2 separate regions of the Homo sapiens genome follow, and region 1 is linked to region 2. Evidence: chromatin loops called from intact Hi-C (ENCODE). Cell type or tissue: CD4-positive, alpha-beta T cell. All regions are shown on one strand.

What was found. Hi-C counts contacts between places; a loop is a spot of excess contacts. Peaks named below come from ENCODE experiments on the same cell type or tissue, not always from the same donor. Only the 100,000 strongest peaks of a DNase experiment are listed, where the experiment ranks them.
Region 1: a loop joins it to region 2, with 6 times the contacts of the local background. A loop is called at or near these places in 6 of 110 quality-filtered maps.

What each region holds. Positions count from the first base shown.
Region 1 is chr6:40,908,055-40,916,054 of GRCh38, reverse strand. The region is part of intron 1 of LOC101929555 (a long non-coding RNA gene); the gene reads left to right. Among named protein-coding and RNA genes, the nearest start is that of UNC5CL, 130 kb to the left of the region's middle. In CD4-positive, alpha-beta T cell, no CTCF peak of the experiment used is centred here; a DNase peak (open chromatin) is centred at 3,524; H3K27me3 peaks cover 357 bases.
Region 2 is chr6:40,324,654-40,332,653 of GRCh38, reverse strand. No RefSeq gene overlaps it. Among named protein-coding and RNA genes, the nearest start is that of LINC00951, 27 kb to the left of the region's middle. RefSeq lists enhancers at 1,690-2,328, 2,329-2,967. In CD4-positive, alpha-beta T cell, CTCF peaks have their summits at 3,570 and 3,774 (motif pointing left); a DNase peak (open chromatin) is centred at 3,803; H3K27me3 peaks cover 1,122 bases.

The sequences.
Region 1 (8,000 bases), 580 kb before region 2:
AGATGCTTAGTGGGTTAAGGAACATGATAAAGCCCCACTGGGCTAAATCTGTCCTCCATATTAAAGAATTTTGTCTCAAGAAGCTCCCATTTATTAAGAAGCAAATGGCCAGTTGGCACATGAAACTATTTGTGCTGTTGGCAATGACTAGTTTATTAGCCAGGAAATTCAGCCTGAGTTTATGGCACACAGGACTGGTGATGATGGTGGCTGAGGGAGCAGGAGGGAGAAGATACACAAAGTGGATGACCTGGGAAAGTCAGGCTGACTTGCAGTACAGATGGGGAATTTTGGAGCTGGAAGCATCCTGAGAATAGTCTGAAGGACTCCCCAAAGGGACAGGATCTACCCTTTGATGAAATTCACTCGTTTTCCATTGCTTGTGATCCAAGTCTAAACTGAGCAGGGCTGGCACTTGTCATAAGTCCCCTGCAGTGACTATGGAGAGCCCTGCAGATCTGTTACTTTCTATCTCTGAGCTTGGAGACATCCTTAGAATTCTTAACTAAACTTCCACAGTTTCCTCAGAAGAGGAAACTTATTTAATATCTGTTGTGTATTGAATTGTGTCTCTCAAAAGATATGTTGAAGTCCCAAATCCCTGGTACCTGTATGTATGACCTTATTTGGAAATAGTCTTTGCCAATGTAATCATGTGAAGATGAGGTCATACTGCATTAGGGTGGGCCCTATATCTAATAACTGGCATCCTTATAAGAAGAGGGACATTTTGACACACAAGGAGATTTCCATGTGATGACACAGGTAGAGTTTGCAGTGATGTCTCTATAAGCTCAGGAATACCAGGATCTAGAAAGAAGCAAGAAAGGATCTTTCCTTAGGGTCTTCAGAGAGAGCATGGCCCTGATGGCACCTTGATTTTAGACTTTGTGCCTCCAGAACTATGAGAGAATTAGTTTCTGTTGTTCTAAGCCACCCAGTGTGGTATGTTGCTATAGCAGCCTGGGAGGTGAATGTACCATCTCTGGAAATTGTCTCTCTTGCCTCTGTGTTTCCCATCTCCCTTTCTCATGCTCTTGTGGTGTCATCTCTCCCTGTCCCTGACCTCCTCCTCCTATTCCCCACCTGAGTCCTTCTTGCCCATCAGGTGCAGCCTAAATGGCTCTCTCTATGATGTCTTTCATGATCCTGTCCAATATGCCTTTGCCCTTTTCTGGCCTGCTGCAGTGTTCTCAATGCTTGTATCTCTATCTAAACTCCCACAGCAGAGGGGGGGTCCTAAGAAGAGGAAGGTGAGAGAGAATGCAGACAGAGACATCTCTGTGGGCTTCAGCATTCTGCCTTTGTTCAACCCAGCAGTACCTGGGAGTGGGCGGTGGGCAGTGGTGGGAGGACCCATCACTCCTTCAAAGCATGAAGCAGTTTCTTCAGATAAAGGTCCTAAAATTTCACAATAGTGTTTTAAGAGCACAGGTTGTCTAGCTTCTTCTTTGCCTCAGTTCAAGGTGTTTCTTTTTTTAATTAATTTACTTTTTTTGAGACGGAGTCTCACTCTGTTGCCCAGGCTGGAGTGCAGTGGCACAATCTTGGCTCACCAGAACCTCTACCTCCCAGGTTCAAGCGATTCTCCTGCCTTAGCCTCCTGAGCAGCTGGGACTACAGGCACGTGCCACCACACCTGGCTAATTTTTGTATTTTTAGTAGAGACGGGGTTTCACTATATTGGCCAGGCTGGTCTCAAACTCCTGACCTCATGATCTGCCCACCTTGGCTTCCCAAAGTGCAGGGATTACAGGCGTGAACCACCGCACCCAGCCTAGTTCAAGGTGTTTCTAAGCAAACCAATAATCAAGTGCAGCTGGGTCTACCTCTGAGTCTAGTAGTTCCTGTTGTTTGGCATTTTTCAGATGGACTCGGTCAGGAGAAGAGAACCACTCTACAGCTGGGAATCTCAGATCAAAGCTTCCCAACCTCAAAGTCCATCCAGTGATGATTTGCTCTGTATATCCTCACGCAAACAGGGAGTTGTGGGGAGCTCAGGGAGATGCATGTGGGTGTATACCCCCGACACCATGACCTCTGCTCTGGCCATCTTATTATCTCATACTGCTCAGAGCATACTGTGCCTTCTCTCAAGCCCCAGACCACACAAGCTGTTCTCTCTGTCTGGAATGTTCTTCTTCACCAAGCACAATTTTACATCTTCCTTAAGTCTCCCTTCAAACAATGCCTTCTATAGACCACATTCTCGGGGCCCCTTAGACTAAACCAATCACCCTCTCCTCTGTGCTCTGGGGCTCTGTGTGTCCACCTCTGCGGTTGCACTCACCACATTGTGGCATGGGGTCTTACAGTCTTGGGGACCATGCCATGGCCCTTCCACAGAACTGAGACAGGGCTCAGAATGGGGAGAGGGTTAGGTACATCTGTGTTGAATAAATTCATGCATGCATCTGTCACAATTTGCAGGGCGTTTTCATAGAGCAGATTTTAATTCATTTATAAAGCAGATTGTATTTATTTATATAATAGGTGCAAAATCCAAAAGGTAGGACAGATGTATTGTGCCAAGCCTATGGTCCATCTCCATCCTCTAACCACCCAGTTCCCCTCTCTGAAATCAGTATCTGAATCCTATTTTGTATGCATCCTTCCGGAGGGTCCCTACTAACATAAAGGTACATGTATTTCTTATATCCCTTTTGCACAAATTATAGCATCTTGCTTTTTTACATTTTACTTTTTAATATGCCTTGTAGATCCTTCAATATCAGCCCATTGAGAGTTGCCTTATTTTTATTTTTATTTTTTTGTTTCATTAGCTGCATAGTTTTATTCCACTATAAGGGTGCTTCATGATTAGCCAGTCTTCTAAGGCTGTTTCTAATTCTTTGGTAATTCTTTGCTGGCATGGATAACCTTGTGCATTTATCAACAGTGCTTATTTTTTTTTTTTTTTTTTGATTTGGAGTCTTGCTTTGTCACTCAGGCTGGAGTGCAGTGGTGTGATCTCGGCTTACTGCAACCTCTGCCTCCCGGGTTCAAGTGATTCTCCTGCCTCGGCCTCCTGAGTAGGTGGGACTACAGGTGCTCACCACCACGCCTGGCTAATTTTTTGTATTTTTAGTAGAGACAGGGTTTCACCGTGTTGGCCAGGATGGTCTTGATCTCTTGACCTCGTGATCCACCAGCCTCGGCCTCCCAAAGTTCTGGGATTACTGGCGGGAGCCACCATACCCGGCCAACAGTGCTTAATTTTAAGAAATTATTTTCAAATGGTAGACTTTCAGGCTTCAGTAAGGTAGGCAGTGTGACTTTCCTGGCACTGTTCTCATAACTGCTAATTGGTTTATTCAACACTTGTTTCAATCCCTCTCTAGCGTGCTGAGACTGAAGAGCTGGCAAATATGTTTCCCAGGCATCTTTTGCAGGTAGATTCAGGGTGTGGCCTTAGGATCCACCAAGCAGCTGTAGTCAGGTAAGATTTGGATTTGGATCTAAGTCACTGAGCAGAGAGGTGGAGTGTGTGGACATTTACTTGGCCAGTGGGTGTCACTGCAGGAGTGCTAGCTCTGTTGCTAACAGCTGTTGGTGGCAGATGTCAGATACCGCAGCTTCCTGGTTGCAGGGGAGGCCGCAGCTCCTTAGGCGGCCCGATTCTGTGCTGTAATTTTGGGAGCCAATCCTGGAAGTTCAGTTTAATGCCTAGCATCTCAAACTGTTGTCCACAGATCAGGAGTAGAATCCCAGGCACCAGCCCACTCCTAAAGAATCAGCTACACCCCCAGGTGATTCACACACCCAGTCAAGGTTGAGAAGTACTGGCCTAGACTATACTGGAGCTCTGCCAAGGCTCTAATTAGAATCACCTGGGAAGCTTTGACCACTGCAGGTGCCAAGGCCACACCCCAGATTAAGTCATAATCTCTAAGGGTGGTGCCTGGGCATCAGCATTTTTAAAACTTCCCAGGTGATTCCAGTATGTAGCCAAGGTTGCGACCCATTGGCCTGGAGTAATAGCTCTGAATCTTGGTTATACACTAGAATTACTTGGACCTTTAAAAAAAATACTACAAATTCTGATTTAATTGGCTTGAACAAAGACATGAGCATTTTATTTTTGTAAGCTCTCTTGGCAATTCTAATGTAAAGCAAGGGTTGAGAACTATTCGTCTAGATTTGTTTCTTCAGCCTTCTTCACTGTTTTTACCTCTTAATAAAGACCCTTGTGTTTAAATCCACTAGAGTGAATTCTGTGGTCTGTAATTAAGAACCTTTGCATCATATGAGAAGTCACCTGTTTGAGCTGCACTGGAACTTGGGCTGGCTTATGTTGGCTTTAGTTACCTTGGAACAAATAATATAATTTAATTTAAAAGGGCTTTTGAGAAAACCCATTGAGAAGAATCAATCAGGAAACCACTTTCTGATGAACTGACTAAGAAGGATGGGTTAGAAAGGAGGCAGGCAGGGCCAGAAACACAATGAGCCATGTCTGAAGATCAAGGAGGGTGGGGGTGGAGGGCTGCAGAACTTTGGTGAAAGGGAAGAGTGTTACCTAACTAGACCCGTGAGTATAAAAACAAGGGCCCATCCAGCCAAACAGCTAAACAGATGAAAGCTTCATATTTCTTTTGGGTGGATTCCTGGTTGTGCAGTGACCTCTGGGAGGAGAAGTCAAGGAGTTTGGGGCTTGGAGGAAGGGCCAAGAGGGACAGGGGTTTTTGTCCTTTGCCAATATGGCCCTCCTTCCTCTCTGTGTTCTCTCATCTTTTGGCTTGTAGTTCAGGACCTGCCTGCATCCCCTGCTCTGGTTTCTAAGCAATAGCTGGTGACTTCTTCCCAACATTTGAACTTGCCTTCACAGTGCCCCCAGTCCTTAGGGTGGCTAGTTAGCAGATGCCTGACTAAGCATTATTAATATCCAGGCCCTGTGGCTGCCTCGGGGGTTCACAATAGGAGCTCACAGGCTAATGAAGAGGCGATTGCAAGGCAGTCTGAAAAGTGCTATAACAAAAGCATAGGGTGTGTATGGCATTGAGGAAGGGTTGTCAGTCATGGCAGTTCACAGAGAAGGTAAACAATTAGGTGTGTATATTATAGAGGTGAGCCACAAAGGGTCAGAAATGATCAGGAGAGACAAGTGCAAGCAGGGGACATGACAGATGCAGGAATGCATGACTATAGGCTCCTTGAAGGCAGCGAGGGCTCATGCATTTATCGATACTGTATTCCTGGTGACTATCTCAGCTCTCACATGTAGAAGTGCTTATGTGGATGTGAATAATGAATACATGAAAAAAAGTGATGGTATATTGGTTAGAAAGCTATCAGTTGCAAGTAATAAAAAAACTCTTAAACATCAAACAGAGAGGGAAGATATTAGTCACATAACAAAGAGAGAGTAGGTGGTAGGATTCTGCCTCCACCTCTTTACAGCAGTTTTAGGCCACACATTCTAACACAGTGATGTCCAAAGGCAGAAATAGGGCTGTCTTTAATGGGATCTTTATCTTAAGGGCAAGAATTCTCATAAGGGCTCCAGTGGAACTTCTCTCAGGTCTCAGTGGCCCCATGCTTAGCTGTAATTCAATCACTGGCAAGAAGAATAGGGTAGCCCTGATTCACTAAGACCAATAACTGGAGCTTAGATGTTGTGTCATCCACTGAAATGAGAAAGGCTGGAAGTGACTCTATAAAGAGATTCTGGGACCTTTAATTTAACTTCATCTTACTCTTTAAAAGAGATTGCTGTGGTCACTGAAGTATAATTTCAATTGCTTTAGATTATTCTTTTAAAAGCAGAACTTCTAAATTTTTTAGAATTTGAGCTTTTGTAAAATCTTCAACAATTGTGTCACTATTGACATTTATAGGGATATATTTGAATAATAAATGGATAAAGCTTTCTGCAAATTATTTTCTGAGAAGGCAATAGGTAAACTTGGTAAAAAAAAAAATGAAGATACAAGGAGATTTACCATGAGAAACAACTCTGCTCCCATCCCTGTCCTCCCTCCAACCCTTGACCTCCCCAGAGCCAGTCACTACTAAGGATTTCTTGCGTGGGCTTCCAGAAATACTATATGCATGTTCAAACATGTATGCATTCATATTCACCACTTCAGTACTAAACAAACAGTACACACTCTACTTTACCTTGCCTTTACACTTGGATGCCACTTTAAAATGGACATTCCTAGCTTTTATATTTTGCCTGAGGTGGTAAACTATTAATTCTAAATGGACTGTGAAAAAATGTCCATGTATATTACACTTTATAGAGAAACCATTAAAAATAATATGAAGAGAGATAGCTAAAAAGTTAAAAGGTATATTAAAATATAATACTAAAAATATTCAAATAATGCAAGAGAAGGCAGGAAAGGGGAAACAGGAGCAAGAAACAGAGAGGGAAAACTAATGAAACGATAGATCTAAATTCAATCATGTCAGTTAAATTACATAAAATCGCATGAAATATAAATGGTCTTAACACACCGAGAGTGTCAGAGTGGAAAATAACAACAAAACAACATCCCACCTCTATGTTGTCTATGAGACAGACTTTAAATATAAAAATACAAATAGGTTTAGTTTAAAAGTAAATAATGGAGAATATGTACCATTCAAACAGTAATCAAGAGATAACTGAAGTGATATAAAGTGGTGTGGCCAATATGGAAAAAGTCTGGTGGTTCTATTTAAAATAGAATTATTATACAATCCAGCAATTTGACTTCTGGGTATAGATCCAAAAGAATTGAAAACCAGTTCCCAAGAGATATTTGTACCCTCATGTTCACAGCGTTATGTACAACAGCCAAGAGGTACAAGCAACCCAAATGTGCATAGACAGCTGGATAGATACATGAAATATGGCCTAGCCACACAATGGAATATTATTCAGCCTTAAAAAGGAGGGGAATTCTGACACATGCTACAACATGGTTGACTCTTGAGGAAATTATGCTAACTGAAATCAGCCAGTCAAAAAAGACAAATACAGTATAATTCCATTTGTATACAGTATCTAGAATGGTCAAATTTATAGAGGAAGAAAGTAGGATGGTTGTTGACAGGGGCTGTGGGGAGAAGAAAATGGGTGAAATGTTGCTTAATGAGTACAGAGTTTCAGTTTTGCGAGATAAAAACATTCTGGAGATTGGTTGCCCAACTATGTGAATATACTTAACACCACTAAACATCACTGAACACTTAAAAGTGACTAAGGTGGTAAATTTTATGTTATGTGTAGTTTACCATAATTTAAAAACATAGTTGAAGTGGTTAGATTAATGTCAGAAAAGATAGATTTCATAACATGGAAAGTTACAAGGGAAAAGAAGAATACTACAGAAGAGCAAAAGGGTCAATTCACCAAAAGACATTACAATTCTAAACATATACGCATCCTACCATAAAACTTGAAAATAAATAAAGGAAGAATTGACAGAACTGGAGGATGAAACAGAAAACATGCTATCATAGTTGGAGACTCCGGCATGCCTCTCTCAGTGATTGATACAACTAGATGTAAAATCAATAAGGTTATGGAAGACCTAAACAACTCGAGTAACCAATTTGACCTAATGAACATTTTTAGAAAAAGTCCATAGCAGAATACATATTCTTTTTAAAGGTGACATTCTGAGTGTACAGCAAGTCCTTCCAGCCTTTCTTTCTTCTTTAGTTCTTCGTTCATGTAATTGTTTCTCTCTTCCTGTCTATCTTTCTCTCTCCTCCATCTACTGCTCCCTTTTCCACTTATTTTGTTACTCTCTTCCTTTTCCTCCCATCTCATTTCTTTTTGTCTTTCTCCTACCCTTTAATATATTCTATCTAGTACTAATTTCATAAAATTAGATGCTTACTGTTTTAATTTAAAAAAGAGGTGAATGTTTTCTTTCTGAACAAAAAATAAACAATTTTAAATTAAGTTGATTTTTTGTATGTGAGGTGTTCAGTTGATTTCTCCCCCTAGATCTGGCCCTGACTATCTGCTTTAAATTGCTTTGGAAATTCATAGCAAGACCATT
Region 2 (8,000 bases):
CACTCAGAAAGATGAATCCTTGGTGTCAGGGACCTGGCTTCTTCTGTCTTGTGCCTCTCCTAGACCCAGTATGTGGCTTCCACCTCATGGTTCAAAATGGCTGCTAGAGTTCCAGTCTTTAAATCTACATTTCAGCTAATAAGTAACAGAAAATAAATTAAGAAAGTTGTGCCTTCTCTTGTTTAGGAAGGCTTCACAGAAGTCTCACACAACACTTCCACTTAGCTGTCAGTGGCTAGAACCTAGTCATATGAACACACCTAGCTACAAGAGAGGCTGGGTAATGTAGTTTTATATGTAAACTGGGTTTCAAGCCTGGTGCTCAGTTGAGGGTTTTGTTGATACAAAATAGAGGAGGAATGGGTATTTTGTAGACACTTAGCAGTCTGAGATCCAGGACAATGGAAATGATCACCCAGGAGGTTTATCGTCAGGAGGTGGTGCAGCATTCAGGGATTGGAGTCCAAGGTTCTAGACTTATCTAGACTGCAAGAAGTTGAAGATGTGGTCAATGCCACAAGGCAGGAGCTCCAAGAAGGAAGTACGACAGCTGTGCTACCCCCACCCCACTCCAGGCCCTTCCAACTTCTTGTGTCCTGGGCAGTAGCAGCCCTATCTAGGAGCCAGGCAGCTCATCACACCAGGCACGTGGCTGGGAGAAAGGCAGGTGGTGAGCAAATTGAAATTGTCAGGTGCTTAGACCAAGGACAGAAAAGCCTGGACTCCTCCTTCTCAGGAGGTGAAGCTCACTCTCAGCCCGGGGGTGGGTCCACATAGATGGCAGGGCTGGGCCACTCTTGGGGAGCAGGAGGGGGAGGGTCTCTGAACTGGCTAATAGGAAGCCCCCTCTGCAATAGCAATGGTATTCTAAACAGGAGAATAAAGCTTTGGAAGCAAAACAAAGCTATTCCACTGAATAAATGTTCTCTGCATTAAAGCAGCCAGAATAGCGATGAATTAAACATCAGGTCTGAATGAAAGGAAAATGCCGTGATTTATAATTGCTTCAGGCAGGAGGCAGCCTGGGAGAGAGGCTGAAGCTTCATCAGGGACCCAGTTTCCCCTGCAGAGCTGCAGAAGCACTGAGAGGAGATGCTGGCTGCCTTCAGGGTGGAGAGGACTGCTATAGAGTCTTCCAGAAAAGAGGGCATCCTAGAGAGATGAAAGGAACATGCTCCAGAAGTCAGGAGGCCTGGCTACTAGCCTCCATTCTGCATGACCTTGATTAAGTCACCGGGTGTCTCTAGGCTCCTTTCCTGTTCTTCCGGTGGGGATAGTAACACCTGCCTCATCTCACTTGGTTCTTGGAGAATAAAGAGACATAATAGATGATAAAGGGTTTTGCAGATATAATAAGCTGCTATTACTTCTTGGCCTTGGCATCACCACAAAAGCAGTGGCGAGGTTCCTGTTGAGCTCTGGCAGCTTCTCCAAGGTGACCAGTCTTTAGGAAGGGGGAAGACGGTGGGGGAGAAAAGCAAGATGTGTTGGCAAGCTCTACTTAGAAATGCCACCTTGGAGATACCTGTCAAAACTGCTCCATGCCAGATGGGTGCATCTACTTGCAGGGCAGTGTGCTGTGGTGGTTAAGATCCTGGAGGACCTGAGTTTAAGCCCCAGATCACCCTCTGGTTAGCATGTGACCTCAGGCAAATTAAGCAAATTTTCTGCACCTCAGTTTCTTCATCTGTAAAAGCAGGATAATCATAATACCTCAACTCATAGCATCCTTGTAAGGATTAAATGAGTTCATATAAGTAAGACACTTGCAATGTTGCTTGGCACATAGAAACTTACATGTAACTGCTAGCTCTTATTAAGTTTCTAATACCAAATTCATCAACTAAACTTCTGGAAAGAAGCCATGGGCTGGCTTTATAGGAACCAGAATACTGCCTAACCCCAGCTACTCATACTTTACTATGCATAGGACTCCCCCAGGGATCTTGTTAAAATGCTGATTCTGATTCAGTGGGTCTGGCCTGTGGGCTGAGATTTTGCATTTCTAACCAGCTCCCCAGGGATGCCAGGGCTGCTACTCCTGAGACCACACATTGAGGATCAAGAGGTGAAGGGATGCTACTGGCTGAATTTCGTGGCACTTGCCTTCACCAGCCCGGATATTTGGCTATTTCAGGAGGCTGGTGGGTCAGCGGCCCTGTGCTGCTTCATTCCGCCCCCACCTCCCACCCCCAGGGAGCTGCTACCCAGAGCTTCCTTCCTGGGGAAAAGGAATGATCTGCATACAAGAGGGATGAGCCTGGATTTACCACCCAACAGGCTCTGACAATCTGTCTTGCTAGGATATTCCTGATCTATTAGAAATGACACAGAAATCCATTCCTAAAAATTCCTAGCAGCTGAGGACAGTGAGAAGGCTGCTGGGAGAAAAAGCAGTGAGTGGGTGGGTGTAGCTCCCCACTGGCTGCCCCAGATCTTGACAGGCTGGGCTGGTAAGTCTGTCCCTCCTGAGCTGTGTGGTTGGGGAAGCTTACCTTCCCTGAGGAAGCCTGGCTTCCTCAGCAATAAGTGGGAATCACAAGAAGCCCCACTTTATAGATCAGTATGCATGCATGTGAACAGTTCAAGACTGACTGTTAAGTTGAAGAAAGCAAATTGCAGCAAAGCATAATTTCATTTTTTAAAAATGTACAATCATATTTGCAAACCCATGGGAAAGTCTAGAAAAATACATATCAAACTGTTAAGAGTAGTTACCTTGGGGAGAGAGAGGTGGGATTATAAGATACTTTTACTTTCAATATTGTGAATATTGTGAATTTCTATATTGTTTGATTTTTAAAATAATGAGTATTTATTACTTTTGTAATTGGAAAGCCTCCATTAAAAAAAAATCTGCTTCAAATGGCTAGTGTCAGCCTTCTGGACCACATGGGGAGAGAGGGATTTCCATACGGTCCCTTCTAAGCAGCACAGGCCACAGGGGCTGGGGGCAGAAGCCCTGGCTGAGGGGCTTAGCTCTGCCACGCAGTCCTGCGCAGGTTCCTCCATCTTCCTGAGCCCCTGGTTTCTCATCAGCAAAATGGGAATAATAACAACCTGAATCAGGAGGTCACCATCCAGGGAACACCATGAGGACTGAGTGATAGCACCTTCGCCCAAGCCCGGACACTCCGCTCCTCCCCAGAGAAAAGGAGGAGGGCAGGGCTGCAGGAGGGCCTGGGAACTCTGCTAGGCTTCTTAGGGTAGCACTGAAAGCTCCCACAGTTGGGCATTCCTCAGACCAGGAAAGGAGAGGAACAGAACCTGGTGCCTGGAATATGACAAAGTCAACTTACCCTATGTTCCACTCTAAATCTTTCATGCCTCCCAACCTCTGCTCATGCTGATCCCACTCCCGGGCTTGCTGTTCCTGCCTCCTGATTTGCCCTTGTCTCCCTCACCTGCTGCTTCCTACTCACCTTTCAGGAATCCTCTAGGAATCTTCCCTGAGCCCCTGGTGAAGTTGGGGGCAGGGAGCCCCTCTTGGCTGTTACATCAGCAGGCTGCATTTCTCTACCCTCCTGGGCTCACCTACTGCACAGTAATTACCTGTCTCCTCTTTGAGACTAAGAAGTGGGCAGGTAGGGGTCTTATTCACCTTTGAATCCCCAGCAGCTGGCAGAGTGCCAGGCACTTATTTTTACCTACCTTTTCCCTTGTAAACCTTTTGACATAAACCTCTTAGATTATCCTGGGATTTCCTAGTTGGCTCCTTTCTGCCAAGTGCGATCTGGCAGGACTATAAGGAAGGCAGAGGTAGGAGTGGGCTGGAGAGCTGGGGTGGCAGTGAGGGCATGGTGCCCTCTTGCGGCCAGGTGCAGGGGTGGCTGCAGCATCCTTACGGAAGAAAGGGAGGAGAGGACAGGTGGGCCGGTGAGCTAGATAAGATAGAGGAGGGTCTCTAGGAACAAGTAGAGGAGTGGGGAGATCACTGCATTGGCAGTTTCCCCAGCACAGCTAGGAGTGGTCCTTCTTCCATAGATCCCAGTGAGGGGCTGTGGCTTAGCTTAAAAGCATGAGAAAAGTTGGAGGAAGCCCAGAGACTGCTCCCTTGTGGAGAGGAGGACGCCACTTGGAGGTGCGTCAGGGAAATGCTTAGGCAGGAGGATGGACGCAGAGGTCCTAGAGGTGTGTGACCTGGGAGAGGGACATTGGTGCAAGGCTCCTGCTCACACATTGATGGAAGCCTGAGAATCGAGAGGCCCTCCAGCGAGGGAAACCAGACCGGCTTTCTCCGGCAGGGAACGCATACTTGGAAGCCTCTTGATCCTCCTCTCTGCTCCAGCCCTTACCGTGAGTAGGTCTTCAGCACACTGGATACCATTTTGTGCTTTGAGATGTTGGTGAGGGACCTGGAGGGGGCTCAGGCATCCTCTGGGGTATACACATCTGTTTCCAGGTGACATCTCTAGGACATCACACCCCGTTCACAGTACCTCCTCTATCTGCCCCCAGAACCCCACTCTTCCTGTGGTTTCAGAGATTAACTGGCGGAAGGGGCAGGTGAGAATGTAGGAAGTGGGGAAATCTAGGGAAGGTGGGTGGATGAAGCCAGCCAGCTAGGAAAGTGCTGACCCCAAAGGAGCCCCCCATGAGAGGCCCCCCTCAGCAGCCCTGCCTCCCACACCAGCCCTCTACCCTTAGCTCTCTCTAAAACAACAGAAAATCTTGCCTGGCTCCTCTCACCACCCAGCCCAAGAGAGGGAAAGCTTTCTTTTCTCTTTTCCTTCCTGCCCCTTCCCCATTTCTGGCCCCATCACCCCTTTCCAGGCCTCTATCCTTCTGTGTTCATCCTGACCTCTTCCCTGGCCTCGTGGCTCTCACTTTGAGAGTCAAACATGAGCTGGTTGGAGGAACACTGGGTCAGACATCCAGGGACCTGGGTATGCTGCTGATTTCACCACTGATGTTCTAATTTCTGAAAGCTCCCCAGAGCTCAGTGTCTTCACTTGCAAAGGGTTGGGAGGTTGGATTGGATAATCTGCCACAATCCTTTTAGTTCTGACATCCTGGGATGCATTAGGCTCCGTCAATCCTTGGCGACCCCTTTCCTAAAGCTGATCCCAGGGTCATAGTTAGAATGCATCAACTGCCTTAACTGATGTGAGACATTTCCTAGGGATATAGCCATATGGGAGATAACCTAGAGGAAATGTGAAAAGTATCCAATTCCTGAAACATCACTGTTTCCTCATGCCATGTGAGGAATCCCCACCCACAGAAGTCATCTGCTCCAGCCCCTGCATCAGGCCCAGAAACCAGAGCAGACAGACCCTGCTCACACTCTTTCCTTGCTTGTCATATGACCCAGGGACAGTATCAGATAGTTCCTGCCTTTACAGCCCTCTAGGACTTCACATTTCCAGTCATCCTCATGCCTGGCCCCTTGTGGGACAAGGGAGGGGTCTACCAGGGCCTCCTGAGCAGGGGGGCAGCCAAGGGAAGTACTTAGTTCACCAGAAGCCTTCATCAAGTTTCACTTCCTGGAGTCTAACTTAAACCTTTCTTGCTGCTGTATAAATCAATGTCCCCCAGTTCTGGCTTCCCCACCCTCCTCAAACTAAAGAGCTGCTCATTTGCATACAGCTGCCTCTCCCAGACCCATTTAACTCCCACCTCTCCTGGACTTTTCCTACAGGTTCTATTTTTTTCAACCTTTCATCATTTCTCCTATTGGCTCTGGCTGTGCTCCAGAGCTTCCAAATCCTTCTTAAATGTGACAGCTAAAATTAGATGCCGGGAGAAGGCCAAGTGCAGTGGGATGATCACACCCTGCCTGGCATGTGCCGATTCCTCCTTCCTGGGTCCTGTCCCAGCATGGAAGAGGCTGGTCCTTCCCTAAGGATGTTATTAGACTCCCAGTCCCCTATGATCCTGGGTCCCGTTGGGTTTCTCCTCACCTCCCCCTGGATTGATGAGGCTTGTGTTGAATTTCTACAAGCCTTGCCTTGTATTTCACCCATCCTGAATGGATCATTTTTCTAATCTGTCAAGGTTTCCCTGAATTCTATTTCCGCCCTCTTGGACTGGGTGTTTTCCTTCTGGTGCTCCAGGATAAACCATGATCTCATTCTAAGATGTTCTTAGCTGGTCCTGGGTTATTCATTAGTTCACTCACTTGTTCATTTAGTCAACAACTATTTACTCAGTTTTTCTTTTGTGCCAGCTACTGTGCCAGGCTTGGGGATGCCTCCATGGAGATTGCAGCCTTAAACTGGACAAGGGCCACTCAGGGGCCTGTGGAAGAATATAAGAGGGGTCTCACTCTGTTTCTGGGAGAAATCATTATAGCATATAGCAACTGTGTTTTGGTAATACCAGGCTATGATGTGTTTTTATTGTTGTTGTTGTTGTTTGTGTGTTTTTAAAATTAACCTCTGAATCTTGGTATCTTAATACAATAAAAATTTACTTTTTGCACATGTAAAGTCCAGTGTAGGATGTCTGATTCTCCAAGGCAGCTGTCCTCTCCTTGAGGATCCCTTCTGTCCACTGATGTCATGTCAACATGAGTGGGCTTCAGCTTACTGTAGCAGGAAAAGGAGAACTTGGAGAACTCACACCTGGTTTTAAGTGCCTTGGACCAGAGGGGATCCACTGCCCACAGCCCATTGGCCAGAACGGGTCACATGGATGGGTTAACTTCACCTCAAGGGAGGCTGGGAGATATAACCTTGCCACGTGCTCAGACAGAGGAAATGGGGAGGTGAACACAGAGCATTGTCTCTGCCATAGCAACTCAAGTGGCTGGATCCCAGAGAGAAAAGGTCGGGAGTGGCCATTACCTCCAAGATATAGGTTTAAGAACATGGTAGGAGGGGTTCCCAGAAGGTGAAGAAGATGAAAAGAAATGTGGGAACAGGGTGAAAGAGGTGGAGAGGAAGCAGAGGCGCTGTTACCCACAACCCCTCCCTCGCTTCACACTGACTGATTCCAGCAGCCAGGGACCACACCTTTTTCCTCAGCCACCTGTCTGCAAAGCAGCTCTTGGTCCTACAGAGGAGGGCTGGGACAGAAAGCCAGAGAGATCCTACCCAGGATGGGCAGTCAGGGTAAAATCCTTGGCTGCATCCCTAGCCAGGTCCCAAACCAGGTCCCCAACCAGGTCCCTAACCAGGCTGCGGGATCCTGAAGAAGTTGCTTCACAATCTCAGTACACAGTGGTCTGGAAATTCCCTGGTATTGGTCTCCTGCCTGTTTGTCCTCAAGGCCCTTCCTCGAAACATACAACCACCCACCCTCCTCTGCAACTCCAGACTCTATGCCTGTTGGGTTCTGTTTCCCTTGGGGGAGTTTAGGGTTTGGGGGAGAAGCTGCAGGTGTCTTTCCTGCTCTCCTTTCTGGGGAGGCTCCTCTGGCAGTGGCCTCAGCTCCTGACCTGTAGGCTGGCATGGTTCCAGCTCTCATGGGTGGCCCTGGCTCCCAGGCACTGTCAACACCACTCCCCTGCCACCAGCCCTCGAGCTGGCAGGAGCTTCTTGAGGTTGCTGATTTTGAAGTTTCTTCACTGTCCCACTTGGCTCTTGGCCCCTCCAACACCTATAACCAGGTCACTGCATTACCTTCCTTCTGTCATGTCCTGCCATTAACTTGATTTCTGTTTTCCTGTTTAGACCCTGACTGCTGTACCATCTACATGGCAAGACCCTGGTGGGGGAGAGGGAAGGAACAAGAGGAGAGAGAGTGGATGCTAACTGAGGCAGAGAATATGAAAAACAGAAATCAGATACCATCGGTGGTCTCCTTCCTACCCAGCCTTTGTGATCTCCACCACCTGCACTCACCTTCCAAAGGGCTGTGTCCTCCACATCGGCCCTTGGCCATGGAGGGCAATAAACATGCATCAGGGCAAGATCTAGCTGCTGCCCTCCTGGGTGGGTCCCAAGGCAAATGGTAAGATAGGCAGAGTTGAGCCCTCCAAGTGAGAACAGAATTTTTCTAGAACTTCCCGCAGGCAAGGCCTGTGTTGCCTCATCCATTCATAACCCCTGTGCTGG